Linked DNA regions of Homo sapiens: region 2 is linked to region 1. Evidence: read pairs that join two places in POLR2A ChIA-PET (ENCODE). Cell type or tissue: HepG2. All regions are shown on one strand.

What was found. Peaks named below come from ENCODE experiments on the same cell type or tissue, not always from the same donor. Only the 100,000 strongest peaks of a DNase experiment are listed, where the experiment ranks them.
Region 2: POLR2A ChIA-PET joins it to region 1 with 6 read pairs; 2 of 35 experiments call an interaction of 5 or more read pairs at or near these places.

What each region holds. Positions count from the first base shown.
Region 1 is chr3:42,158,707-42,161,206 of GRCh38, forward strand. The region is part of intron 2 of TRAK1 (trafficking kinesin protein 1); the gene reads left to right. Among named protein-coding and RNA genes, the nearest start is that of TRAK1, 69 kb to the left of the region's middle. RefSeq lists an enhancer at 929-1,528. In HepG2, no CTCF peak of the experiment used is centred here; a DNase peak (open chromatin) is centred at 1,405; H3K4me3 peaks cover 1,975 bases.
Region 2 is chr3:42,083,912-42,086,411 of GRCh38, forward strand. It overlaps a transcript of TRAK1 not described here. Among named protein-coding and RNA genes, the nearest start is that of TRAK1, 6.2 kb to the right of the region's middle. In HepG2, no CTCF peak of the experiment used is centred here; no DNase peak of the experiment used is centred here.

The sequences.
Region 1 (2,500 bases):
GCTGAGGCATGCGGATCATGAGGTCAGGAGATTGAGACCATCCTGGTGAACACGGTGAAACCCCGTCTCCACAAAAAATACAAAAAAAAAAAAAAAAAAAAAATTAGCCAGGTGTGGTGGCAGGTACCTGTAGTCCCAGCTACTCGGGAGACTGAGGCAGGAGAATGGTGTGAACCCGGGAGGCGGAGCTTGCAGTGAGCCGAGATCGTGCCACTGCACTCCAGCCTGGGCGACAAAGCAAGACTCTGTCTCAAAAATAATAATAATAATAATAATAATAATAATAATAATAATAATTAGAGGATGCATATGTCCTTAGACTTTTAAATAAAATCTTTATTATCTCTGGTTTTCTATTTAGAGGCACTTGTACATGATGTCATATTAGTCTTTATGGAGGTAGTAATTCAATTTAGCTGACATTTTTAGCCACCTGAGCAGAATTCTCGGCCCTAAGGATTCAAAGACGAATGAGATATGGTTCCCGAACTTGTGTAGAAAATTGTTTTATGAAGACCTTGCCCCTGCTAAAATCTCTCTTGGCTACCTGGGGGAGGCAGCCTGTTCGGGAGGTTGGAATGAGTGTCCTGGTGTAGCTGTTAGGAGCAGGAGACCTGCACAGTGTAGCTGGGAGATGGCTGAAGCACAGAGATTACAGAATGAGCTGTGATTCTCCGAGACGCTAGCACCCGGGGCTGCCTTTCACTGGGTTTGATGGAAGAACCTGCCGTTCTCACTGTTGCAGGCAAAATCAAATGGTATAGAGGAATTGATATCAAGGTGTGCAATTAAACTGTGGCTTCTTTCTGCAGGCAACTTTGCAAGCTATTAGGCTTTAGATTTTTTTCTTACCTTGTTCTAGCAATTAGAGAGATCTTTATAAATTTGGCTGTGGAAACACAGATTTAGGGTAAGAGCAGGATTTTATGAAATGTAGATTGATAAAGAGAAAATGGAGGTTATTATCAAAGAAGGACTGGGATGAATTAAGTTTAACGAGGTAATGGTCACTGCATTTTTTTCCCTTTTGCTAGAAATTAGAATGATCCCTTCCTTCCTCTGCTCAGCGCTGTCAGGCAGTTGTCACAGTCAGATTTGTCTCCACATCTTAAGCCCGCCCACAGGAAGTCTCTCATCTGGGGGTGTTGGGCAGTGCTTCAGCAGGACAATTCCTCCGCCAGCGCCCCACCTTTAAACAGGTGTGCCTGCTCAAGGCTTAGTTGATGTTGCCCCATGCAGTTGCTGTGAGACTTCTAGGAAGCTACCACTCCTCATTGCTGCTGGGGGAGGAAAGGTGGAGAGGGTCTAGGAGGCCGAGAGCTTGCTGAGATCCTGTACCTTCCTGCAGGGCTTTCCTCTGAATCTCCTGCGCCTAGCAGGGCATTCCCACCCCGCCAAGTGCTCCACCCCACCCCGCCCCTCCTCCAGGCTCATAGGAGCCACCCCCTTCCGGGTCCTGCCCGGGTGATGCTGGGCCAGGAGCTTTGTGTACACCCCTCCACTTCAGCTGAGCCAGGGCATGTCTGCGGCCCAGGCCAGGGCGCAGTGTGTGCCCTGGGGGCCCAGGCCTGCATGGCTCCTCTGGGTAGGGGGTCGGGGGCACCCCCAAGGATGGTCCCTTAGGGTGATGTTTTGGCTTTGGGGTGACTTCAGCAATGTCCCTGCGAGACAAGGGCGGGGAAGAAGAATGTTTTGAATACGACTGCCAGGATGAAGAGAGGAAGCCAACCCACAGGCAGCATGACACCCAGGACCTCTTGGAAGAGGGTAAATTCTGTACTTGGCTCAGATTTGATCCTTTCCTTGTTAGTATCTAAATAGGCTTGAATGTTTTGCTGATTTCATAGCACTGTTTTGTTTTTGTTTTTTTTTAAGTTGAGGTATAAGTTAGAGATCTTATGCAAATGGCTTAAAGGTGTCCTTGTAAGAGCCCCCACCCCCTCACCCAGAGAACAGCATTTCCAGCTCCTCAGGAAGTCCCTTGGTCCCTTTCTAGTTTACATCTACCTTCCCAGAAACAATTATTATGACTTCTGTCACCTTAGATTTGTTTTGCCACTTCCCGATCTTTGTAATGGAATCAAACAGGGTGTATTCCTTTGTGTCTGGCTTTTGTTGCTTAACTGAGGTCTTTGAAATTCATCCTTGTTGTTGCTAATATCACTAATTTTTTTTTGTGCATGGCATTCCAGCATTCTGTTTTAAGAGATTCAGTTGTTATCTTGTGACTGGTTGGGTTTTGATAAGTTAATGGACAAGAGACCAGTCTTATTAAATGAAGCATGTTTTTGTTCTGGCAGTGTTTATTTTTAAAAAAATTATTAATCACTTATCTGAAATAAAGATTTTTTAAATCTTAGAAATATTTCAAAATGAATAGCCCAAGGCTGACATTGAAATCTGGGAGCCCACTGCCGGCTCTCTTAAAGAGATGCTCCTTTGCAGGGAAAAGGGAGGATGTTAGGTAAAGATAGGCCCAGATGCTGGTATGAGCTTTCTA
Region 2 (2,500 bases), 75 kb before region 1:
ATTCTGAGGAATTATCCTACTGGTACGGCATGTAGAGATGTGGGGATACCTTTTTAATGTTTGTCAGATTTTTATCTAAATCTTTGGAATTTAAAATTTTTACTAGATTATATCCAAGAGTTTATTATTAGTTTTTCATTGATTTTGTCTGGGTCTTGGTGTAGAACCTTTTGATTTAAAGGTGTAAGTCTTCACCTCTAGAAAATCATTTTAAAATTAATGTTTTTATATACTTTACTCTTTTTGTCTTAAGCTTTTTTTGTTTTTTTCTGGAACTCTCATCAGTGTGCCTTTTTATCTTCTTGCTTTAGGGATGACTTCTCAAGCTAATTTATAGACTCGGTATCTGCATTCACTAATCTTTTCATCACTTAATTGAAATAGACATACAAAGAAAGTGTATGAGAGCTGGGCTTGGTGGTGTGCACCTGTAATCCCAGCTACTTGGGAGGCTCAGGCAGGAGGATCACTTAAACCCAGGAGACCAACCTGGGTAACATAGTAAGACTCCATATTTTTAAAAAAGTGTAAAAATAGTGTGTGAATTGTAAAGAGTACAGCTTGATGGAGTTTCATGCACTGATTCTAGTCAGCAAGTCAGTCTCCAGACCAAGAATCACAACTTGCCCAGCATGGAGAAGCCCCCTTGGGCCCCACTGGGGGTGGGTTGTGGCAGTGCCCAGCTTCCCTTGGCTTCAGCCGGTGAATTCCCATCCTGGACCCTTGACCATCATTGGTGACTCTTGGGGGTCTTCTAGTTCATCCTGCTCAGCCCTCTGCTGTCTAGAATGTTCTGGGTTCTTCTTGAGGATTATAGGCTTTTCTAGTGAGGCAGCTTATCCATTCATCTGTATTTGAGTCACTGACTAGGCGTGACAATCCCGTTTTCTTTTTTTTTTTTTTCCTTATGCCAATCCAGTTTTATCTACATGTTGTTTTGCAGAAATTCCTAAAGGTTCCAAGCTTCTCTTGTTAACTTTCTTTTCTCACCAGGGATATACAGACTCTCCTACCCATCCTTCCCATTTTCATATTTATTTTTTCATGTTAATGAGGGCAGGAAGTTTATTGCCTGGGCTGAGTTCATTTATACAGGCTGAGTATGTCTAATGTGAAAATCTGAAATTTGAAACTTTTCGAGTGTTTACATGACACTCAAAGGAAATGCTCATTGGAGCATTTCAGATTTCAGATTTTTGGATTTTGGACATTCATTTGGTAAGTATAAGGCAAATATCCCCAAATCTGAAAAAAAATCATTTTTTTTTCTTTTGGAGGCAGAGTCTTGCTCTGTTGCCCAGGCTGGAGTGCAGTGGCATGATCTTGGCTCACTGCAAGCCCCGCCTCCCAGTTTCAAGTGATTCTCCTGCCTCAGCCTCCTGAGTGGCTGGGTTTACAGGCATGCGCCACGATGCCCAGCTACTTTTTATATTTTTTAGCAGAGATGGGGTTTCACCATGTTGTCCAGGCTGGCCTCAAACTCCTGACCTCAAGTGATCTGCCCGCCTTGGCCTCCCAAAGTGCTGGGATTACAGATGTGAGCCACTGTGCCCAGTCAAAAATCCAAAATTTGAAACTCTTCTGTTCCCAAGCATTTCAGCTAAGGGATACTCCGCCTGTAATAGGAATTCCTGGTGTATTTTGGTAAATAAACCTGTTGGGAAAAAGGTCACAGATTCAGGGCTGTAGTTTTCTTTCAGAACTGACTCTACCATGTTGGGGGAAATGTCTATTAACTTTCTCTTTTTGTGTGTATGTGTTTTTTAAACAAACGATAATGCATCATTTATTAGAGCAGTGGTTCTCACACTTTTTTTGTGGGTGTGGTCTCAGGACGCCTCAAAGTTATTGAGCCTCCTAAAGCATTTTTATTTAAATGATTCTGTTGATTCATATGTATTGTAATAGAAATTGAAACATAAGATGTAAAACCACACGGATATGAAAGTTCCATTAATTAGCTTTCAGAGCAGTGGCATCATCACACATAATGTAGTCTCTGGAAAATTCCACTGTACATCCATGAAAGAGTGAGAGCGAGAGTGTCTGACTTTGTAGACCCTCTGAACTAGTCTCAGGAAACTCCAGGGATTCTCAGACCACACTTTGAGATCTCTTGTGCTGAGGAATGTTTTGTAGGTTTCCTTTTTCATTAAGCTCCTGTTTGACGTTTTGTGTGTACACATGTGATGTGTGTGCAGGTGCGCTGGGAGTTGAGGCAGCGGCACTCCTGAAATGTGTGGGAAATCGCCTGCATGTAGGTGTGCTGTTGCCGGCGCAGAGCGGAGTGTTCAGCAGCCTATGTCACATGCCATCTTTTCTCAGAAGTTATCTTTCATCCTAGTCAGATTTTAAATGAGGGTGAGTCTGTAGTTTTCATCAGATTCTTCTTTTTCTTTCTTTTTTTTTTTTTGAGATGAGTCTCACTCTGTTGCCCAGACTGGAGCCCAGTGGCATGATCTCAGCTCACTGCAACCTCTGCCTCCCCGGTTCAAGCAAT